Linked DNA regions of Homo sapiens: region 2 is linked to region 1. The links are chromatin contacts, found by Hi-C or POLR2A ChIA-PET in ENCODE. All regions are on one chromosome and are shown on one strand. Each heading gives the region's core, a stretch centred on a gene start or an enhancer-like site at or near the end of the contact. The rest is flanking DNA. Distances are from core to core; before and after follow the strand shown. Region 1 overlaps CMTM4 (CKLF like MARVEL transmembrane domain containing 4). Region 2 holds the start of RRAD (RRAD, Ras related glycolysis inhibitor and calcium channel regulator).

Region 1 (6,586 bases), core at 1,839-4,338:
GCCTCAGCCTCCCAAAGTGATAGGATTACAGGCATGTGCCACTGCACCTGGCCTGTTCTAAGCTTTATATAAAATAATCCAAGAAGTAGGGATGCGTACTCTTTAAACAAATAGAAAGACAGAAAGTCTCAGCTAAGAAATAGAAGATATAAAGAAGCAAATGGGCCGGGTGTGTTGGCTCACACCTGTGATCCCAGCACTTTGGGAGGCCGAGGTGGGTGGATCACGAGGTCAGGAGATTGAGACCATCCTGGTCAACATGGTGAATCCCTGTCTTTACTAAAAATACAAAAATTAGCTCGGTGTGGCGGCGCTTGCCTGTAATCCCAGCTACTTGGGAGGCTGAGGCAGGAGAATCGCTTGAATTCGGGAGGCGGAGGTTGCAGTGAGCCAAGATCGCACCACTGAACTCCAGCCTGACGACAGAGCTAGACTCTGTCTCAAAAAAAAAAAAAAAAAAAAAAAAAAAAAGCAAATGAAAATCTTAGAACCATAGAACGTAGTATCCAAAATAAAAATGGATGGGCTGGATAGCAGAAGGTAGCTCATCACTCACTGTAACCTTGAACTCCTGGGCTCCAGTAATCCTCCCGCTTCAGCCTCCTGATTAGCTGGGACTGCAGGGGTATACCACCATGCCTGGCTAATCTTGGGTTATTTTATTATAGCTGCTTTACAATCTGATAATTCCAACAACTGTGTCATCTTGGCATTGGCATCTGTTGATTGTCTTTTTCCATATGAATTGAGATTTTCCTGGTTCTTTGTATGCCAAGTAATTTAGAATTATATCGTGGACATTTGTTTATTATGTTATGGGACTCTGGTCTTGTTTAAATCCTATGAAGAATGTTGATTTTTGTTTTGTTTTCGAAAGCAATCAACCTGGCTGGGTTCAAGTGAGAAGTTCTGGTCAGTCTTCTGTGGGTTGAAGGTTCAATATCAATTCTGTTTCAAAGCCTTTGTGATGCTATTTGAATCTTTGCTCGGTATATGCCACCCAGTGGTCAGTCTGGGACCTAGGTGGTGAGCTATCCCATAGTTCATTCTCAACGTCTTTACTGCACTGTTTAGGGTCAGATACACATATATATACAACTTTGGGTGAGCTCAGGAGTTTATAAGCTTTATGGGCTTGGTGTTTTGATTTATAAACAGGAGTTTATAGAACTTTATGGGTTTGCTTCCTCTTTCTGCCAGTTCCTTGGTATTTTCCAGCCCTTAGAACTCCTCTTTCGGGTCTGTGTCCCAAAAGCTGGTTCTTTAGTTACCCTACTCTGTTGAACAGTTTCCACAGCTGTGTCCATGTCCTAGGCCACATGGTGGGAGGACAGGGGAAGGGGAAAGCAAGGGGGTTCGCTCATGCCCTAAGAACTCGGGTTCCTCTGAGTCGACTCCTCTGTTGTGGACATCTGTAGCCTCCTGCTGCTGCATTGCCTCTGACACTTCAGGGTTGTCTGGGGTCTGAAATCTAAGTGAGAATGAAGGAAAAAAAAAGTTAAAAGGAAAATAAAACCCAGGATTGTGTTCAATGTCTATGAGTGTTAGGAAAATCCCCCTGTCTACTTTTCTGGCCAGAACTAGAGGATTGTCCTGGACTCCCTATCTATACCAGGCTCTCTTTTCTGGGTTTTTCTGGGTTTGAGGCTCCTTAGAGTCTAAGCTGGGGAACACTGGAGGAAAAATAGGAGCCTGACTGTTGGTTCTGTGGTGCTTTGAACTCTGGGCATCTTCACCATCTGCCTACTTTGATTTGTTTTTCAGTGTCCTGAAATAGCTGCTCTGTGCATTGTTTCCAGTTTGATAGCAGCATTCAGTGGGACAGACAGGCTGGAGTGTACCTACTTCATTAACTGGAACTGGAATTCCAAATTTATGATACTTGGAAGCTTTCTAATTTGTTTTTGTTGTCTGTTTTTATTGTCTGATAGCCAAATAGGCTCCTGGCTTGCAGGCTGCTGGGGCCCTGGCTTGTGTAGAGATGAATCACGGTGGCATGGTGTTTTGGTTTTTTGTTTGTTTTGTTTTTGTAGTAAGGAAATGTTTTATTTTTATTTTATTTTATTTTTTTGAGACAGAGTCTTGCTCTGTTGCCCAGGCTGGAGTGCAGTGGTGCGATCTCAGCTCACTGCAGTGTCTGCCTCCCGAGTTCACGCAATTCTCCTGCCTCAGCCTCCTGAGTAGCTGGAATTACAGGCATGCACCACTATGCCCGGCTAATTTTTTTGTTGTTTTAGTAGAGATGGGGGTTTCACCGTGTTGGCCAGGCTGGTCTTGAACTTCTGACCTCAGGTGATCCACCCACCTTGGCCTCCCAAAGTGCTGGGATTACAGATGTGAGCCACCGTGCCCGGCCTATAGTAAGGAAATGTTTTAAGTATTACTCTGGGATATTCCTGGCATGTGCAAGGAATCATATAAAAGGATCCATTTTAATAAAATTTGGACTTAATGTTACTATCTTTTCATATTAGCGAACAGACTTTTCTGCCTGTGAATATGAAAACAGAGCATTATAGAAAAGATTTGGGACTGCTTAGCTCTACTTCCCACTAAAAATGACAGTCTTTTACTTCATCCTTAACTGACAAGCGTTTAGCCTCAGTGTGACTGATGTCAGCTAAAATCACCAGGTCTGTTTTCACTTGGCTGCTTTTATCAAGTCTGTTCTCCCTACTCTATATTCCTGTAGCTGAATCTTTGAACCTGAAATTTATACGGGTTACAGTCCATCCGCAGCACCAGTCTGGCTGATGTTGGGATAATTTTGAAGCTTATTACCTTACATATTAGCAATCTGAAGTCTCTTATTCACAGATGTGGCAAGTGATAAACCAGCTTTGTATGTTTTCTCCCAAATAATTTCTAGAAACTTAAGTGGCCCTTCACCTGAGCCCATGTTTTAGGCTGACATGGAACATTAATTATCAACCTTTGGATAGTGTCCAGTTGCCTGTGGACATGGTTTAATGACTGTTTCGTAGATGCCTGTTCATGCCCTGTTGGTCAGTCATTACTCAGCTATTTTCCTGAGTGTCTGTTCGGGAGGGATAGAGCAGGGAGCCAGCTAGACGCGATTCCGGAGACAGGCCCCACCGTGCGGTAAACTGCACTTCCTCACTTAGCACAGCGAGCAGGAGAGGGAAGAGCTGACTATGGGGACAGGGCAGCCAAGTGTTAGGAGATTTGAGGAGACAGCAGGAAGCCTGCAGAGGGAGAGGTTTATTGTGGAGGGATGAGGAAAGGCTTCCCAGAGCAGCTTGCAGTTATTTTTTTATTTGCTTGTTTTTAAATTACTTCTTAAAGAAATCACACAAGTAATACCAATTTAAGAAAAATTAGAAAATACCTCTAAGTTAAAAGAAAAAAACACATGTCCTAGTATCTTACTCATCAGAGATGAACACTAGTCACATTGTGTGTAACACTGTCTCCGTATTTGTTCACATATGTCTGTGTGCATATATTTACAAGTACAGATTGCTTTGTAACATGACTGTTCTATGCTGCTTCTCCTTATCAATAGACTTTACAACATTGAAAATTTTTCTTTTTAATTTACATGCAATAAATTTCACCTTTTATGGTGGAGTTTTGTTTTTTTTTTTTTTTTTTTGAGACAGGATCTCACCCTATTGTCCAGGCTGGAGTGCAGTGGCATAATCAGGGCTCACTGCAGCCTGTACCTCCCAGGCTCAAGCAATCCTCCTACCTCTGCCTTCCAAGAGGCTGAGACCACAGACATGTGCCACCACGCCTGGCTAATTTTTTCTTTTTTTGTAGAGATGGAGTCTCACTAGATTGCCCGGGCTGGTCTCCAACTCCTGGGCTCAAGTGATCCTCCTGCCTTAGCCTCCCAAAGTGCTGGGATTACAGGCATGAGCCACCGTGCTCTGCCTTGTAGTTTTAATTTGCATTTTCCTAATAGCTAGTGATGTTAAGGATCTTTTCATGTGCTTGTTTGCCATCTATATATCTTCTTTTGTGATGTGCTCATATCTTTTACCCACTTTTTAATTGGGTTGTTTCTTATTGTGGAGATTTGAGTTTTTTGTATGTTCTGGATATAAGTTCTTCAACATTTTTAAAAAATTTAAATTTTTATTATGGAAACTTTCAGACATACACTAGTAAAGATAATAGTACAAGTGCCCACATACTTTTTATCCAGCTTTTACAGTTATCACCATTTTGCATTTTTGTTTAATCAACGCTCCCCTCCTTTTTTGTTGTAATATTTTAAAACAAGTCTTCAATATCATAGCATTTCAACTATAAATATGAAGTATGCATCTCTATCAGTTACGAACTTTATTTTAAATGACACATCCACAATATCAATATTACTTCAAAATAACATAATTATTCCTTAATGTCATTGACTATCCTATGTTCACTTTTCCCCAGTGATCTCCAAAATGCCCTTTTGGTTTGTTTGAATTAGGATCTAAACAAGATCCATACGTGATTGCATTTGCTTGCTGTGTCTGAAGTCTCTCTTAATCTTACAACAGCCCTCATCTCCCTTTATGTCATTTGTTTGCTGATGAAATGGGGTAATTTGTTATATAGATTTCCCATTTTGGCCTTGACTGGTGGCTTTCTCTAGTGTGATTTTTTTTTTTTTTTGAGGCAGAGTCTCACTCTGTCGCCCAGGCTGGAGTGCAGTGGCACGATCTCGGCTCACTGCAACCTCCGCCTCTGAGGTTCAAGTGATTCTTGTGCCTCAGCCTCCCAAGTAGCTGGGACTACAGGTGCACACCACCATGCCCAGCTAATTTTTGTATTTTTAGTAGTGACAACGCAATATTGGCCAGGCTGGTCTCAAACTCCTGACCTCAAGTGATCCGCCTGCCTCAGCTTCCCAAAGTGCTGGGATTACAGGTGTGAGCCACCACGCCCAGCCTCTAGTGTGATTTTAACATGCTCCTTCAACTTCTCTGTTTCCTGTAACCTGGTTACTCTATATAGCTTGACTGTGGGATGGGGTTGGGGGTGGGATGAAAAGAAGCTGTCTCAGGTCTGCTGGCTTCATCCTACGGCATCCACACTAGCAGGTGGAGCAGCTGATTGTCTTGCTTTTAGTGAAGCCAAGATTGATTGGTGGGTGCTTGATCCATCTGTTTGAAATTCCGCATCGGTGGCTTTAATAGCTACTGATGCTCACGAGCTAGATCAGCCATTCTTCCTCCCTGTGGGAGGAGATTTTGCCCCCCAGGGATATTTGACAGTATCTGGAGACATTTTTGGCTTTCTCCACTTGGGGGTGGGAGGAGTACTGGCACCTAGTGGTGTGGAGGCCAGGGATGCTGCTAAACATCCTCAATGCACAGGACAGCCCCTCACAATGAAAAGTGATCCGGTCTGAGATGCCAATAGTGCTGAGTTTGAGAAATCTTGTCCTAGAGCCCAATGTGGGTATCAGGATTTTGAAAGGATCCCTGGATGAACCAAGTATATGAGCCACTGGCATAGATCAAGGGCCACAGGAAATCACAGAGCGATAAAACTGGTTTGGGCTGAAGAAAGAGCCACAGAAAGCTTTGGTGGAGGAAGTGCGACTCGAATGGGAGTTAGGAGCATGACTTTGATAAATGAACAGGCAGAAAAAGAATGTTTTTTTGGTTGAGTTCAGCAATTAATGCCCTCTAACTCCTGGTTTTCAGATGGATTGAGAATCCGGGTCCAGATCATTTCAAAATAATGGTTTCCTCCCCTCCCTCCCTCCCTGCCTGCCTCCCTCCTTCTCTCCTTCCCTCCCTCCTTCCCTCCTTCCCTCCCTCCCTACCTCCCTTCTTTCCCTTTCTTTGCTTTCTCTCAATCATAGCTCACTGCAGCCTAGACCTCCTGAGCTCAAGTGATCCTCCCACCTCAGCCCTCTGAGTAGCTGGGACTACAGGCATGTATCACAACGTCCAGCTAATTTTTAATTTTTTAATATTTTTTGTAGAGATGGAGTCTTAGTATGTTGCCTAGGCTGGTCTCGAACTCCAGGCCTCAAGTGGTCCTTCCACCTTGGCCTCCCAAAGTGCTGGGATTATAGGCATGGTTATGGAGCCTGGCCAATGATTTTCTAATTCAATCATTCCTTTTGCATTTATTAACTGGAATTTTGTAAAGATCTTTTCCTCACCATCTGTTTGATTTTCCTGAAATACAGTTTGTACAGGAAAGGCAAGGTAAATGCTGATTCTTTTGATTCTTTTCCTTCATTAATTTTCCTAATAACAAGCTAATGCTTTAGCAACCTCTAAAGGTGAACAATGAGTTTTTTCTCCAAACTCGTGGATTTTTACAGATTTGATACATGTCATTTAAAAAGCCTTTATTTTGAAATAATTACAGACTGAAAGATTGCAAGAGTAGTATAAAACAATATATGCTTTGACCTAGATTCTCCAAATGTTAATTTCACCATATTAGCTTTATCCTTCCTCTACTGTCTCTCTCTCTCTGTGTGTTTATATATCTGTATATGTATATTTATAGAATATTTTAAGTCTTTTGAGAGTACAGACTTGATGTCTCTTTTATCTCTAAAAACTTCAGTGTCCTAAAGACAAGATTACTTTCTTACATAACCACA
Region 2 (6,586 bases), core at 2,785-5,284, 260 kb before region 1:
AGCATTTACATTGTATTAGGTATTACAGTAGTAATCCGGAGATGACTTAAAATATATGGAAGAATGTGCAGAGGTTAAATGCAGATACTGTGCCATTTTATATAAGAGACTTGATCTCAGCCACTGAAGTTGAGTTTAAAAAACAAAGTAAAAAAATATATGTAAAGGAGTTAAGTATTCATGGATTTTGGGATTCATGGGGATCCTGGAGCCAATCCCCTGTGGATACCAAGGGACAACTCTAATTTACTTCTCAAGACATCTAGCCGGGCACGGTGGCTCACACTTGTAATCCCAGCATTTTGGGAGGCTGATGTGAGGATCGCCTGAGCCCAGCATTTTGAGGCAAGCCTGGGCAACATAGCAAGACCCTGTCTCTAAAATAAAATGTGTGTGTGTATTTAGTGGGGAATGGTGGTGCATGCCTGTGGTTCCAGCTACTCGGGAGGCGGAGGTGGGAGGATCGCTTGAGCCCAGGAGGTTGAGGCTGCAGTGAGCTATGATTGTGCCACTGCACTCCGTCCTGGGTGACAGAGCAACACCCTGTCTCAAAAAAAAAAAAAAACTTACAGCTAGGGAGTAAAGGAGGCCCTGAGCAGCTTGATAGGTGCTGTGCAGCTGGCAGGGGGCGCCGTTGCCTACAGAAGGGGCTAAGCCCATCCTGAACCCCAACTCCTATTGCTCCCACTCAGCTCACTCTTAGGAGGGAGTGGCCTCGCCACCTAATGACCAAGAGGAGGTGCTGGATCTGGCTACCTAAGATCAGAGAGGTGAAGCCATCAGCCCCTATTGCCCAGAGCTTCTTCATCTGTGAGGGGGATAGTCATGGCAACCACTTGGGACTGCCCTTGGGAGATTTAAATGGGTCTAGGCCTAGCTCTGATGATCTAGGCACTGTATCCCGCACAGATGAGGAAGCTGAGGGCTCCAGAGAGGCAGAGTGAACAGCTGAGCCCCAGGGAGCCTTCCCGAGCTGAAGGCCTCACACCCTACGACGTGTGTACCTTCTGCCGGACAGTCCCTGTCTGAGGTGGCCATGGTGTCTGTGTTGAGCTGGGGATGAAGGGAGTCATGGGGGCGGCAGGTGTGATTGAGTCATTTGGCTGGCCTTCCTGGCAGCCAGGCCATGGTGGGTGAGGGACACCAAACTGCTCATGCCACAGCTGACATATCAGATAGTTCTCTTGTCACTCTTGACTCATCAGTGCCTGGCCCCTGGCTGCCTGCAGGGCCACCATCTGTGCATCCTGGGCCAGTGCCCAGGGAACTTTCTGGAACCCCAGATGCTATCTGAGGACACAAGGGTACAGGGGATGGTGAAGTTTGAGGTTCCTGAAACCCTCCACCAGGTATGTCTGGCTCTGCTGTTTCTGGCCTGTGACTCCTCAGGCTTTGGTTACCATGTCTACAAAATGGGAACAACAAATCATAGCTGAGTTTGACCCAGGGATTAGATGACATGTATGAACATGCCCGGCCATGTCTATTTTTGCTCATCATCCTGCCCCCAGCACAAGGGCCTGGCACACAGTAGGTATTTAGTACAGGACCGCGGAATGAATGAATGCATTGGGCCTTAGAACACAGCAGAGGCTCTGGGGCCTGAAGGCTGTGGTGTGAGGAGGGGGTGGGGACACTGAAGCCCAGCCCAGTTCCCTCTGCAGCATCTTGTCACCTGAGGGACGGGGAAGAGTGTGGGGTCCTACAGAGAGGAGACATGGGTATGGGGCTAGGGGAGAGGTATCTGCATTGTTCCTGAGACCTCTGCCCCACTCCTGGACAGACCACCATCCTGGAGAGAGTGGAGCAGAAACAGGAGAGGGACCACAAATTCACCTAACCTGCCCCATCCAACGAAGGATGATCATGATAAACGTGCTCTTAGTGAGATATTACTGTGTGCCCGACTTGAGCCAACTACTGTGCCTCTGCATTTCATGTTTGTTTTGTCTTATAATAACCATCAGGAAGAGGTGATCCCTGTTCTACACTGGAGAAACTGAGGCTCAGCCTAGATAAATGGACACAGGTGAAACAGCTAGCAAGGAGCACAGCTGGGATCTGAAGCCCGGGCGGACCTAGGAGTGGTTCTAGCCTCAGTTTATTCCTCCTGGGCAGCCATGCTCAGCCCAGAGAGCTGGGAGAACCAGGTGGTGGGAGTGGGGGTGTCTCAAGGTTGTGTCCTGGTGTTAATCCCTGGGGCCCCTGGCCATATCTAGCTTGTGGTGAGTGTCTCTGGCCTGTTGGAGCAGCCACTGGAATGCCTGGGGCTTGAGTGGCCCTTTGTGGTTGCAGTTCCCTTGGCAATGAAGAAACACTGCTGAGGTCAAGAGCTCAGATTGCCAGAGGGGAAACCCAGCCCTCCTTCTTTGCATGGCCCCCTGCTGGGAAGGGCCACAGCTACCCCCCACCCTCGCCCTCTGCCAGACACCCAGAGGAGGCTCTTTCCAGTGGCACAGTCATGGGGTTGGAGGGGGCACAGGCAGCCCAGCCAGGATTCCTCATGGGAAGTGTGTGGTGGCTCTTTAGACTTGCCTGCTAACGGGAGGCTCTGCCCATAACTTCCTCTTCCCACTGGAGTTCGTTCAGGAAGCCAGAACCAGCATGGGGATGCTCAGGCCTCCAAGATCCCCTAGGACCATGGGCAGGCCACCCCTCAGCCCAGCTTTTGCCTACTTTGAAGACCTCAAGGACAAGAGGGCCCTAATCTTACCGAGCCAGGCCCTCCTCAATCCAAGGCCTTCTTAGGCGTTGCCAAGGAAACTGATGCAGCAGCCAAAGAGCCTGGCCCAGGTCTCCATGACAACCTACCACAGCCCACCAGGGTCCATCCATCTGTGATGTCACCTGAGCCCCAAATGGATGCCCTCCCACCCCCACCACACTTGTCACAATCAGATGTCACAGTCTGATAGCAGGTCCCTGTCACAAAATACCTCACAGCCTGACCTGCAACCCTCAGACCCCTGAGAGATGAGCAGGGAGCTAAGACACTCCTCATGCCTTGACCACACCCTGTGTTTATGCCCCTTTTGGGTGGGGGCCTGAACCTCCAGGCCCTGGATGTGCCCTGGGTGGCTGGCTCAGCCTACAGCTAGAGGGAAGAAGGGAGACCTTGACGACTCGAAGTGGCTGGCTCCTGCTGGCATTCAACACCCATTGGCCTGGATTTCCCCAACTCTGGGCAACTTCCAGTCCAGGAGCAGAATAACCAGAGCCACGGCCAGGGCCAGGGCTGGGGCAGATTATTTATTTTTAGCAGAGTTGCTGGCAGCTGCCTGGTGGGTGCTGGGAGGTGGGATGGGGACTGAGTTTAATCCCTTCCCTCTTCTGGGCTGGGGTATCCTCCCCAGGGTTCAAGCAGGCATCTCCACCTGCAACTCTGTCAGAGCTGCCCCCACCCCCAACAGCCCTCTCAGGGCCCCCAGGGGCTCATGGGGTGACACCAACCCTCACACTGAAGGTTAGGCTCATTAGGGAGAATCTTCAACTCCAGGATGGGGAGTGGAAAGGATTTTGTGTGAATTTAGGACACCCCCTAAATTCTAGCTCAGACCTGAGCCTATGGGGAGTGGGTGTCATGGGCAGAGAAGGGGGATCTCTGTCCAGCCTGTAACTAGCTTACTTGCTAAAAGGACGAGCCGGGACTTGGGGAGAGGAAAGGGAGAATTCAGTCTCACGGGGCCAGACCGAATTCTTCTCCAGAGGGCAGTTGCTGCTTTTGGCTGATTGGGTTTACCCCGCTGCCTGCCTCCCCATCACGTACTCCCCCCGCAACCTCGCTCTCTCTCTCCTTCTCACACACACCCTCAGCTCCGGACCTCGCCTACCGGTCAGCCCCTCTATTCCCAGACAGCTACCGCTACTCCCCTGGCGGGTAGGGCGGGGTGTCGGGGATGTAAGGTCCGAGGAAGAGGGTGGGGGATTCCCCTGGTGGGGGTGGACAGACACGTCAGCCCCCGCAGCAGCGTGGACCGGGGGCGGGAGCGGGGGCGGGTGGAGGCTTAAATAGGCGGCTCTGGAGCCAGAGCCCAGTGCGGGCTGAGAAGGCGGTGGCTGCAGCAGCAGCGGCGGCGGAAACCCTAAAGTCCGAGTCCGGACTACGAGTGCGTGGCCTCCTAATCCGGATCCTAGTCCTGAGCGTGTCTGTGTGCGAGTGGGTGAGTGTCCTGGCGGAGCGGGGTCGGGGCGGCTGCAGATGGATGCGCCAGGTCCGGAGGGGTCCCGGGTGAGGGCGCCGCGACCTGGGGGCTGGGGGAGGGCTGCGGCGGGACCTCGGCCGGAGCATCCCGCCTGACTCCGGGTTGGGCAGGTGCGCCCCGGGTCCCGCCTCCCTCGCGGCTTACACGGCCACTCGGGTTCCTGATCCCCTAGACGGTCCCGGACGCGATGACCCTGAACGGCGGCGGCAGCGGAGCGGGCGGGAGCCGCGGTGGGGGCCAGGAGCGCGAGCGCCGTCGGGGCAGCACACCCTGGGGCCCCGCCCCGCCGCTGCACCGCCGCAGCATGCCGGTGGACGAGCGCGACCTGCAGGCGGCGCTGACCCCGGGTGCCCTGACGGCGGCCGCGGCCGGGACGGGGACCCAGGGTCCCAGGCTGGACTGGCCCGAGGACTCCGAGGACTCGCTCAGCTCAGGGGGCAGCGACTCAGACGAGAGCGTTTACAAGGTGCTGCTGCTGGGGGCGCCCGGCGTGGGCAAGAGCGCCCTGGCGCGCATCTTCGGCGGTGTGGAGGACGGGCCTGAAGCAGAGGCAGCAGGTGAGGGGACCCAGCTGTTCAGGGGAGGGGCGATCCCGGGGCTAGGACTAGGGGCTGAGACCGGTACTCAAAGCCGCAAATACCGTGGAATTATAGTTGTTGTTGTTGTTATTATTATTATTATTATTATTTTATTATTATTTTGAGACAGAGTTTCGCTCTTTTTCCCAGGCTGGAGTGCAGTGGCCTCGATCTAGGCTCACTGCAACCTCCGCCTTCAGGTTTCAAGGGATTCTCCTGCCTCAGCCTCCAGAGTAGCTAGGATTACAGGCGCCTGCTACCACGCCCGGCTAATATTTGTGTTTTTAGTAGAGTTGGGGTTTCACCATGTTGGCCAGGCTGGTCTGGAATTTCTGACCTCGTGATCCGCCCACCTTGGCTTCCCAAAGTGCTGGGATTACAGGCGTGAGCCACCGCACCTGGCCAATACTGTGGAATTCTATTGGCGCTTTCAGAATCATGCCTCTACCTACCCACTTCATAAATGGGGAAAGGAAAGGAGAAGGGACACCCCCCAGCCTTTGGTAGGGAAGAAATGCCCAGAGTAGAAGGCCAGGGCATAGATATGGCTACTCTGTGGGATGGGACTGGACATCCCTCCCTGCCTATCAGGGACAGGTCAGAGTTTCTAACCAGAGGGATTTCTAAGAGAGGAGCCCTAGGTGGCCAAGGTCCCCAGGGGGGGCATGTGGGTGGAGGTCAGGCACACCATGCCCTCCAGCCCCCACTTCCCTGCCTGGCACTGCTGTTGCCACATACCAGCATCTGCAAGTGGAGTGGAGGGTAAGGAGGGCTCTGGGGAAGAGTTGGAGGGTGTGGCCAGAACAGGAAACCTGGCAGCAGCGGCTTTGACAACCAGCTGGTAACCTGTCTACTGGCCTTCTGCCTAGGGCACACCTATGATCGCTCCATTGTAGTGGACGGAGAAGAGGCATCACTCATGGTCTACGACATTTGGGAGCAGGTAGGGTGCAAGCAGAGACCCAGGGCAGGGGAGGGAGGAGTGAGTTGGGTTAGAGGTCTGGGAGTGCCAGGCTCGTGTCGGGGGCATGAGGACTGTTGGGCAGATGTGTGTTGTGTGTTCTCCAGGACGGGGGCCGCTGGTTGCCCGGCCACTGCATGGCCATGGGGGATGCCTATGTCATTGTGTACTCAGTGACGGACAAGGGCAGCTTCGAGAAGGCCTCAGAACTGCGGGTCCAGCTGCGGCGTGCACGGCAAACAGATGATGTGCCCATCATCCTCGTGGGCAACAAGAGCGACCTGGTGCGCTCTCGTGAGGTCTCGGTGGATGGTGAGTAGGCGGCAGGTTGCAGGGGGAGGGAGAGCCCAGCTGGGCCCTGATCCAGGCAGTCTTGGCTCAGCTTGAGTCCCTGGGGATCATCAGAGGCTAAAAATGTTCAGAAAGAAAACTGGCGGGGAGGGAAATGGGAGAGAGCTGGTGCCTGCTCACAGGGCTCCGGAAGGCCCCAGAGGGCTGGGGAAAGAACCAAATCTGATAGGGGAGCTGGGCACCGCAGGGCCCTCCTCTCCTGCCCCTCTTGGTCCTGGCCTGGCTGGTTGGGGGGGTAAATGGGTGGAAGAGAGTGTAGGGGAACAGGCCAGGAGGTCAGAGCCTGTGTGCTAGGTCTGGGCCATTCTTAGAGTAGACTTGGCCCTGGGGAAGACCCTTCCCACTTGGCCTCAGCATCCTTTTCTGTGGACCCCAGTACTGAGCCCCTCAGAGGAACCCAGCAGTGACTTGGTGACCTTGCCTCCGCAACCCCAGTCCACTGGATCATTCATCATGATATAACCTCGAATTAAAAAATACTAAGTTGTGCGGGG

Evidence for each region. A loop is a pair of places that touch in the nucleus more often than their neighbours do. ChIA-PET counts read pairs that join two places held with the same protein, here RNA polymerase II (POLR2A). Pooled maps may share reads with other maps.
Region 2: a loop to region 1 is called in a pooled map, with 2.9 times the contacts of the local background. The contact joins the promoter of RRAD here to the enhancer-like site in region 1. A Hi-C loop is called at or near these places in 3 of 50 pooled maps. POLR2A ChIA-PET finds 5 or more read pairs at or near these places in 2 of 52 experiments (A673 and Caco-2).

Annotation. Positions count from the first base shown.
Region 1 is chr16:66,657,418-66,664,003 of GRCh38, reverse strand. All of the region lies in intron 1 of CMTM4 (CKLF like MARVEL transmembrane domain containing 4), which reads left to right. Among named protein-coding and RNA genes, the nearest start is that of CMTM4, 36 kb to the left of the region's middle. Within about 2 kb of position 3,088, at least 28 of the 41 ENCODE cell types and tissues checked have a DNase peak (open chromatin) inside an H3K27ac peak, as active enhancers do.
Region 2 is chr16:66,922,983-66,929,568 of GRCh38, reverse strand. RRAD (RRAD, Ras related glycolysis inhibitor and calcium channel regulator) reads left to right here and starts at 4,034. Exons shown (of 5, transcript NM_004165.3): 1 at 4,034-4,160; 2 at 4,375-4,759; 3 at 5,650-5,723; 4 at 5,849-6,053. The coding sequence starts at 4,390. RefSeq lists enhancers at 1,328-1,497, 1,215-2,414 and silencers at 4,040-4,099, 4,230-4,669.